Regions from separate parts of the Homo sapiens genome. Here region 1 is linked to region 2. The links are chromatin contacts, found by Hi-C or POLR2A ChIA-PET in ENCODE. All regions are on one chromosome and are shown on one strand. Each heading gives the region's core, a stretch centred on a gene start or an enhancer-like site at or near the end of the contact. The rest is flanking DNA. Distances are from core to core; before and after follow the strand shown.

What was found. A loop is a pair of places that touch in the nucleus more often than their neighbours do. ChIA-PET counts read pairs that join two places held with the same protein, here RNA polymerase II (POLR2A). Pooled maps may share reads with other maps.
Region 1: a loop to region 2 is called in a map of CD8-positive, alpha-beta T cell, with 4 times the contacts of the local background. The contact joins two enhancer-like sites. A Hi-C loop is called at or near these places in 4 of 168 maps with a recorded cell type or tissue (CD8-positive, alpha-beta T cell, GM18951, ovary and 1 more) and 1 of 50 pooled maps. POLR2A ChIA-PET finds 5 or more read pairs at or near these places in 6 of 52 experiments (IMR-90, K562, OCI-LY7 and 3 more).

The regions. Positions count from the first base shown.
Region 1 is chr2:62,472,712-62,478,011 of GRCh38, reverse strand. It overlaps a transcript of TMEM17 not described here. Among named protein-coding and RNA genes, the nearest start is that of TMEM17, 31 kb to the left of the region's middle. RefSeq lists an enhancer at 1,664-2,396. Within about 2 kb of position 2,516, at least 15 of the 41 ENCODE cell types and tissues checked have a DNase peak (open chromatin) inside an H3K27ac peak, as active enhancers do.
Region 2 is chr2:62,772,294-62,777,259 of GRCh38, reverse strand. All of the region lies in intron 5 of EHBP1 (EH domain binding protein 1), which reads right to left. Among named protein-coding and RNA genes, the nearest start is that of EHBP1, 69 kb to the right of the region's middle. Within about 2 kb of position 2,624, at least 4 of the 41 ENCODE cell types and tissues checked have a DNase peak (open chromatin) inside an H3K27ac peak, as active enhancers do.

The sequences.
Region 1 (5,300 bases), core at 1,267-3,766, 300 kb after region 2:
ATGGCAATTGGTGGGACTACTGGGGAGCTGTAGGATCCAGGCAGTAGGGCAGGGGAGCCCCGCAGAAAGGCGGTGAAGCAGTGGGAGTTCCAGGAGCTGCCACTACATGAGTGCCTTAAAGTCTGCAGGTCAGGCGGCCCCTCAAGGTAGGAGACAGCAGATAAAGGAATGTAGAGATGCTCTGAAGTTTTCTCTGCCACAGCTTGGCCTAAGGCCACGTACCCTTCCTGTGTTTGTATCTCAGTCATTCCAAGGGTCAAGTCAGGAAGGGGCCTGGCCCACATTCTGTGTGATAATAGATCAGATACCTCTGGTGTTCTGCCTCCCATCTCAGCCTCACCCCTGATTCTAACTGCAGTCTATGCTGGCCTCATCCTGACAGCCTCTTGCCTTAAGAGCCAGCCCATGTCTTTTGCTTTCTCTATTTTGGGATCTCTACAATGCTGTGGACACTAATGGGAGCCCACTTAGCACTCGCATATGTACAGCTCTGACTGTGAGGGAGTTAATGGCTCCAGTGTAACCCTCAAACAGGGGCCAGTGGGAGCTGCAGATGAATGCCTCTTCTGGTTGACCATCAGATAGACAACCCTGAGAGATTTTTTTGTTTGTTTTGAGACGGAGTCTCGCTCTGTCGCCCAGGCTGGAGTACAGTGGTGCGATCCTAGCTCACTGCAACCTCCGCCTCCTGGGTTCAAGCAATTCTCCTGCCTCAGCCTCTCAAGTAGCTGGGATTACAGGTGCCTGCCACTACGCCAGGCTAATTTTTGTATTTTTAGTAGAGATGGGGTTTCACTATGTTGGCCAGGCTGGTCTCAAACTCCCGACCTCAGGTGATCTTCCCGCCTCAGCCTCCCAAAGTGCTGGGATTACAGGCGTGAGCCACTGCTCCCGGCTGTGAGAGAAGGTCCTGGGAGGGATTAAGCTGCAGTTGCTCGGCAATGGCCTCAATAACACACCGTATGTTGACTATCCCTCCTTCCCTCTCTCTCCCCAGTCCCTCACTTCTGCCCCCTAGGATCACCTCCCAAAGAACTTCCAAATAAACCACCTGCACACCATCCCTTATCTGGGGCTCAACTCTCCAGGGAGGACACAGGATAGGAAAGATAACATTCTTCTGTAACCCCAATAAATGCCAGGGCCTTGTGGGGCTCAGTCTCAGCAGGAAGTCCAATACACAGCTCAGCAAGCAATAAAGCTTTTATAAAAAGGAATTTCAGTCTTTAACATTCATAGAGATATGTCAAAAAGCATCCAACAATTTCTAAATTCCCCTTGTCCAGGCCCCAAACCATCTCACAGCTATTCCAGACCCCTTTGGATACCATTCTTGCTCTTCTTCTTTTCCATCTCTTTTAATATATGAATGCATTTCACTTCCCTAGCTTAAATACATACAGATAGTCCCTGATTTATGATGGTGCAACTTAGGATTTTTCAACTTTACAATGGGTTTATCAGGGTATCAGATGCATTTTTTACTTCAATATTTTTTACTTACAATGGGTTTATCAGGGTGTAGCTCCATCATAAGCTGAAGAGTGCCTGTATCCACATAGCCTCCCGCTCCTGTCTTTCTGCAGAAGCTGTTGTGAATCTGCATCACTGAAGAGCAGCCATCTTCTTACCTGGTGGTAGTGGAAGGCTGAGGGACTGCTGCCTCCCACCAATGCCCTCCCTGTCTGGTTTTTGGATAAGAGTCAGGCTGCAAGCTTCCAGAGCATCACAGTAGATGCTGCATAGTGCCTAGAGTGAAGCCCACAGCAAACCTGCAGGGAGCCAGCCTTTTTCTGCAACAACATACATAGAAAATGGGCATTTTTGTGCCCTATATTCAAGAAAATGGATACAACTGCCACCCCAAGAGCTGAGGGGCTCCCTATCTTATTTGACAAAGCATGACCCCCTTGCAGCACATCAGTGGGCTGACCGCCCCCAGTGGGAAGGCTGCTTGCTGGGCACGCAGGCAGTGGCCAGAGCTCTGACACCGTGGTAGGTCCTGGGAACACACTGAGCTGGCTCCCTCTCCCTCAGCTTCTAATGAACACGAGCATTTGCTTGACATTTTCCTGCACATTCTTACATTTGCCAACTGCCTCCCCGCCCCCATCCACACATTCCACAACATGGCAATTAATTGTTCTCTGCTGTTCAGCAGCATTGGTCTGCACAGCCGCAAGTGTAGTCATGTTTTGTTCCTGATTTAATCAGTGGCTATCCCTGACTGTCCCTCAAAAAACAGACAAAACCAGCCAGCTGCAGACCCAGCTGTCAGCGAGCCCGACACTGGCATTCAAGTGGCCGCAAGAGAACCCATACAGTGCCCAGAGAGAGCCCATTCTTTTCTTTTCTCCTCTTTACAATTGACAGGCTCTGAGAAAGGAAACGTGAGCTCTGGGCTTGGCAGCAGGGCAGGAGGCTCTTGTTAACAGCTTGCCTTCCTGTTTATATGGGGTCTGGCAAAACTGTTAATTTCTCTCACGGAGGTGACAAATGGGAAACCCAGAACCGCCAGGGAGCAGCAGCCTAGAAAACAGCCCAGGCGTGACTTGTTGAAGCAAGGCCAGGGGGCTGGAAATGGGTGGGCAGGGACTCTCGTAGGTTCCCGGGCCCACTGGAGAGGACAGCCGCACTCAGCGGTCCCTCTCGAAGAGGCGCTGAGCCCGGCTGCGTGGGCATGCCTCTGCCGCTGTGCCCCAAGACAGGACAGACACAGTGGAGTGCCTGTGGTGCGGCTCAGAGGCTGCTTCCCAAATTAGCATCTGTGCTAGGACCTGCCGGGTCTGTCCTCACCATCCTTGAGTGGCCTTGGTCTGGCTCAGAAGCTGAAAACACCCCAGGAAATACACCAGGGTTGGGCAGCCCCCTTCCTGCTGCTTCTCCTGGAGCTTCTCCTGCAGCATCCTAAACCCTAGGCAGTGTTTCTCCTGCTGCTTGCACATGGAAAGCACCTGGAGAACATCAGGTTTAATTGTTCTAAGATAGGACCTGGGTGCTGATCTTTTTAAAAAGCGTCCCAAGTGATTCCAATAGGCAGCCGGGGTGGTGAACTATCATCAAGGGTAGATTGCTGTTGCTGTTTTTAGTTTCATTATCAATCATTATTATTATCTGAAGTTAAATGCTGGCTTATTTCAAAAGCCTATTTGCAGGGGTGGGATAGAGGCAAGGAACGAGATGAGGAAACAGATTCCAACAGTCAGAGACCCTCGGAAGATGAATAATAGCCCCAGTTTAACTGGGACTGGGGATATGGGTTTAGGGTAGTTTTCCTGGGATGTGGAATTTTCAGAGCCAAAACTAGAAAAGTCTGTCATGCTACCAGCCCCCAGGGCACCCTGGGCTGTGTCTCCCATGGGTTCACCGGCCCTCTGATCCTCTTCAAGGGGTAAGGTCTTATTCATGTTTGTATTCCCCAGTAGCTGCCATACAGTAGGTGTTCATTATCTAGTCCTGAATTTGCTGCCTCCTGTTTAATTCAACAAAGACCCCTTAGCTGCTGCTATTTTATGTAGGAACGTTACCGTGCTTTCATGGCCTGAAGAAAGACATAGTATTATTTGTTCTGGAGACAGACGCAGCTTCAGCGTGGGTTGAAGAGCAGGTTGTGGGCTGAGCTTTGGGAGAGATTTGCAAGCCTGTGGACATGGAATGCTGTGGCTGCAAACATTTCAGGGAAATGGAGCTATTCTCACCACAGATATAGATCTCATTTAAATATCCCTCTCCACACAATTTTCCTATCAAAGCAACTGGACTGCAAAACTGAACTATTTTGGAAGTTTTGTCTCTTATAAAAGGAAAATCAGGATTCTCTCTCCTTTTTTGCTTCAGTTTTATTCAAAACAAGTAAAATAAGGGTTTGTGGAGAACGCAGCAGCTCCCTTCTTAGGCTCTTTGAGGACTCCCAAAGCCTGACAAGCAGGCCCTCCTGAAGCTCACAGTGAAGGCCTCTCCACCCCACCACTCTGGCCCCTCCCCATCCTCAGTGTGGCCTCCCTGGGTCCCTGCATGGATGGTCCTGTGGCTGTGCAGAGTCCTTCTCGTCTCTGTTCAGGAGACTCACACCCAGCCCCTCTTACTTCCACTCTTTCTGCAATGATCAGTTCAAGCTTGGGATCCTCCAAGAAGACCTACTTCCTCCTTTCTCTTCTGAAAGTTTCCAAAGCAAGCAGAGTCTCTGCCACATTGTCCAGCATCCCTCTGTGATCCCTTGTGGAAATTACCAGGTCATTAGTTCCACCAACATGTCCTTTGCTGATACAGTCTCTGCCTACCAGCCCCAGTCCTGGTATTCCTGAGGCTGTCTGAAAATCTGCATGGCTGTGGTCTGCCCACCTGCTCACCATGATGTGTAAACAGTAGGAAAGTGTGTAGATGAGATATTTCATCAGCAAGAAGCCTGGGGAAGCTGCAATCCTCTGCTGCTTCCCTCACTCCCAGCAGCTGAAGCAGGGAGTGGGGAGGAGAGGGGTAAAGCTGGTTCTGCAGCCAAGAGGCCTTGGGTGGGAGTTCTTTGATTTGGCTACTTTCCCAGGAAAGGACATCTCTGCATCCCTCCAGAACTTCCAAGGGGCCATCTCTGCTTCAGGCTACCATCTCTGCTGCAGTCTCTACTATGTTCTCACCTCCTAAGTCCTGGCCAGATCCTCAGCTTGGCCCACAGGGAGCAGCTGAGCCTGGGATCAGGAACCTTACTCTGGATTCTGGGTTTTGGCGGTGTGGTTGGGTCCTCCCAGTACCTTAGTTTTCTTATCCAGAAATAGGGGTTAATAATAGTACCTACTTCACTGGTATTCAGAGGATCAATTGACCTACTTCTGTTAAAGCAATTAGAACAGTGCCTGATGCATAATAAATGTTGGCTATTATTTAACATTCTCTTAATGGAGGAGAGGGAGGGGATAGTAAATCATCTCTAGGTGAGAAGCCACCTGATTTTTGTGATTCCTGCATCCTGAAGTTTTCCCATCTCTGAGTTTGGTTCTTATTGCTAGAGGCAGTTCTGGCCTCCTGAAGAATCTCTCAGCCCAGACACTCCTGAGTTTCTTTCTGTGTGTGTTGTGTCTCCAAAATAGGCCAGCCACGGCTGAGCTCTAAGAAAGTTGCCTTTAATTGCCACCTTGACACAGTCTACTTCTAATTGTTTTGAATGTGTTGATCTTGATATCTTAAACCTCCATGTGCTTCCTGAGGCAAGCAATTCTGTCTTGTGCATTTTCTTTATCTCCCAACTATGCCTAACATAGTTCTAGGCATTGGTTGAGAGACACATTAAAACCTGGGAGAACCCAAAA
Region 2 (4,966 bases), core at 1,375-3,874:
GTAGCTCATGCCTGTAATCTCAACACTCTGGGAGGCCGAGGTGGGAGTACTGCTTGAGCTCAGCGGTTCAAAACAGCCTAGTCAACAAAGGGAGACTCCGTCTCTACAAAATAGAAAATTAGCAAGGTATAATGGTGTGCACCTGTAGTCTCAGCTACTGGGGAGGCTGAGGCAGGACGATCGCTTGAGCCCAGGAGTTCAAGGTTGCAGTGAGCCATGATCACAACACTGCACTCTAGCCTGGGTGACAGAGCAAGACCTTGTCTCAAATGTAAAAACAAGAAACTAAAACCTATGGATATAATTTACAAATGTAATGGTTCTGGATTTAATTGGGTAATCTAAAACACCAGGAAGAGAAAAAAAATTTTGTTTCCTAAATATAACTGTTGTGGCTTCATATTTTTAAAAAACCCTACAATGTCAACTGTCTGGATGAACAGATGTTATTCTATTACAGTAGATAAAAATGAAACATAGTGTTTTATAGTATCCATTCTTATCTACACTAATAAGTAAATGGATTGTAAATGATCCAAAAGAAATACTTGTTGTTAATCCTAGATTAAATTTATAAGGGGAAGATATCCTAAATCAAAAGATAAAAAGAAAAATATTTTAAGTTTAGTCCAAGTGAGATGTTACAAGTTGCCTTGTCATTGCTTTGAGATAACAGTAAAGTCTAGAAATCATTGAGAGGTGTAAGTGGTAGAAAGGAATGGAAAAACTAAAATCCTGCAACAATAAAATTTAGAAATCTAGTTTTCTTTCCTTTATATTCTTCTGTGTCCTCTAGAAAGGAACATTATAAAAATAGCTACTCCTTACCAAGCTAGATGCTTTACATACATTATTTCCAATCTTCAATAACCTGTGGAGTAGATATTAATACCATCATTTTATACATGACTACATGGAAGCTGTGAAATATTAAATGACTTATCTAAGGTTGCATAGCCAGTAAGTGGCAGAACCACCTCTAAAATTTCAACTCTAAAGTTTCTGGTCCAAAGAAGAAAGCTCAGACAAAACGGAGAAATCAGAAACAAGAGAACCAATAAAATGAAAATAGCATTATGTCAATTTGCACAAAGAAGCAGTAAGGTTGCCTTGAGAAAAAATATTAAGAATTCTAGTGACTGATAAATTCTAGAATTCCATTTTATAATGTCTAACAGTAGTGAAATAATTAACCCAAATAACTTCTAAACTGTATATAAACAATAATTAAAGACTACCTTCACTAATCTGATACATATATTCTTCACAGACTTACCACTACAGAAGACTGATTAAAAGCTTCCCTATGATTCTACAATTTCAAATGATCTCTTTTCATCTTTCTTATTAAGGTAGCTAGTTATTGCAGTAGGGGTTAAGGGCAAAGGCCCTGGAGAAAGACAAGACTGGATAAAATCCCAACCTGTTAGCTATATAACTGTGGGCAAGTTACTTAACCTCTCTAAACCTCACTTTCTTTACCTGTAAAATAGGGTTATATCTGACTCACACCAGAGTTATTATAATGAGCAAATGAGATAATGTGTATAAAGCATTCTATTATACATAGTACCTGGTACATAGTAAGGGTCCAATAAATTTGTTACAGTGATATATATTTGGAGACTTCTGTTTTATTGGGATATTTTATATTAAATATAACTTCACTCTTTGTTACTAATGCTACTACTGGACATTACGGTTAAAGTCTCAACATTTCTTTATTAACTGTGGGGTTGTAACACAATGTGCAAAGAAAAGAAAGGTATTACAATTCCATTCAAAGAGCATACCTTTTCAGTGTCAGGACAATATACCAACAGAATTTCTAACAAAACCGAGGTTTTACAAGACAAAGAGAAGAACTTTAGCTCTTTGAAATTCACTAATTCTTTTGCATGAAATGTGAAAGCACATTAAAATGTAAGGGAAAGTATAACATTGTAACATGTTATTGCTACATAATGATCAGCAAAAGTCAATTTCATCATTCACCACTGAGGGGAGCTATAACCTAGGAGAGGTTTATATATAGAATGCCAAGGTTATTTTAAAACTTTCCCATACCTTACAATATTCATTTCATCAACTCTCTTATTAAAATATATTTTAAATAAATTTGACAAGCATACCCCAATTCTCTTTTGGAGACTTTAGAAATAATAAGGTGGCTCATTATAACTATGTAATCATAAAGACGGGGGATCCTTATCCCTCTTCCTTTTTTCTCCATAGAGCATTTATGTAACCTACTATATATATTTAGCATACATTATGTATTTATTTTATCTAACATACTAAATCTTTCATACAGTAATTTTTATCCTCTCTCTCACACACACACATATGAGTGTAAACTACACAGCGATGAGATTTGTTAACTTGTTATCTGGTTTTTTTTGTTTTGTTTTGTTTGAGACAGGGTTTCACTTAGTCATCCAGGCTGGAGTGCAGTGTCACGATCACAGCTCACTGCAGCCTTGACCTTCTGGGCTCAAGCAATCCTCCCACCTCAGCCTCCTGAACAGTCAGGACCACAAGCATATGCCACCACGTCCAGTTAATTTTTTTTATTTTTTTGTAGACTGAGTCTCCTTTGTGTTGCCCAGGCTGGTCTTGAATCATATGTTTTATACACCACCATTTCCAATGCCTAGAACAGTATCTAGCACATAATACACGCTCAATGAATACTTAAGTGCTGAATGAATGAATACTGAATCATCTATTTAAAAGGTTAAAAATCTCTCATTAGATTATGTCAAGTAAAGCAAACTGCTAATACTTGAAAAATGCAACGTCTACTTATATCAAATTTTGGTTTAAAGAAAATGTCTAAGAACATTTCTTTCTTCCTTTCTTTTCTCTCTTTTTTTTTTTTTTCTTTTTGAGACAGAGTCTTGCTCTGTCGCTCAGGCTGGAGTGCAGTAGCACGATCTTGGCTCACTGCAACCTCTGCCTCCCAGGTTTAAGTGATTTTTCAGCCTCAGCCTCCTGAGTAGCTGGGATTACAGTCATGCACCACCATACCTGGCTAATTTTTGTATTTTTAGTAGAGACGCTGTTTCACCATGTTGGCCAGAATGGTCTCCAACTCCTGACCTCAAGTGATCCACCCGCCTTGGCCTCCCAAAGTGCTGGGATTACAGGTGTGAGAGACTATGCCCAGCCTAAGAATATTTAATCCCACAGATGGTAATACAGACAAATCTCATGAGATTGGCTTATGCAAGTTCAATAAAGTTGATCAGAAGAGCTCCTACTGTAACAGCATATGGATCCTTCACATGCTGTTTTACTGCCTCTAGGGTCTACTTTTCAAATTTTCTTCTGTATAGTTGATGGATGTTACTCACGTTATTCTTCTCTCTCTCTTTTTTTTTTTTTTTTTTTTTTTTTTTTTTTTTTTGAGATGGAGTCTTGCTGTATCACCTAGGTTGGAGTGCAGTGGCGCGATCTCGGCTCACTGCAACCTCCATCTCCCTGGTTCAAGCAATTCTCCTGCCTCAGTCTCCCGAGTAGCTGGGATTACAGGCGCACGCCACCAAGCCCAACTAATTGTTTTGTATTTTTAGTAAAGATGGGGTTTCACCATGTTGGCCAGACTGGGCTCGAACTCCCGACCTCAGGCAATCTGCCTGCCTTGGCCTCTCAAAGTGCTGGGATTACAGGTATTTTTCTCTTAAAAAGAATAATCCTTACAGGATTTATAACAGTTCACAGAGTTTAACTATACCATTCATTCACTCACTCCTTCAATAAATATTTATTGAGAAGCTACTACCCCAAAGGTAGTATGGTTTGAAAAAAAAATTGTGGTAGATACAGAGATGAATGAAATAAAACTTTTCCCTCGTTAAATCTACTTATGCAAGTAGGGGTCCTGTACACATCTCAGAAAACTGGCCTAGATTTTCCAGAGCAGGTAAAAAGAGTTAATACACCTAGACAGAGAAAAAAAAATTATTCTCAAATCTCACTATACAGGAGTTGATATTGGCAGAAAGAAATTAATGTCCTCCTGAAAACTGAAGAGGGAGATCTACCCCATTCTCGTCTATCTTCCAGGTGAGAATATAGCACTTCCTTTGTTTTGTTTGTCTCGTTTCGGTTTAATTACATAAACTCATCCTTTTGATATAGTTCATAATTTATGACAGTTGCCCTAATTTAGAGTATATAAATTAGTGTATTCTCTTGAGTTAATGTATTTCAAATGCTTTGGTCATAACATGTACATCTGTGCTCTTTCCCATGCATTAAGAATATAGCAATTTCACAATCCTTCTGAAATCTCATAACTTCATAATATGAAAGTAAATCTATAATGGACCTGATCTCACTACCAAACTTCTCAGCTCTTTAGTCCTAAACATGGCCCAGTTACTGCCAGGGAATAAACAAAAAATTCCTTTTGTCACTGAGATACATACCAAAGTCAGGCATAGAAAGGAAGAATATTACACAAAGCATGTGATAAGCCTGTTATAAAGACATTTTAGAACTTTAACAATTATCACGATGAACAGTCATGATGATGATGGCAATGGTAAAAGCTAATATTCACTGAAAATTATTTAATCTTCAAGCAACCCTATAATTGTATGACTGAGAATTTAAGAAATTTCCCAGTGATCACAGAGCTTGTAAGTAGAAGAGACAGGACTTGAAATCAGGTTTACCTGACTCCTGTCATCTGTATTATTTTCATTAGATTTCTGTGAATCTAATATATTAATAAATGTTTGGAGAGAAGGAATGTTAACATATTTTCCATTTCATCCTATGTCCACTCCCTTATTTGACAGATTTTCCAAGAATTCCAAGCCTACATTATTAATCACTATATTTGGATGGGCTGTCTTCTTTAATTCCCAGTAAATGAACATTTATTGAATACCTACTATATGCCTTCTAGTCACTTGGGATTCCACAACATGTAAATTAACTTAAGATGATTATTAAG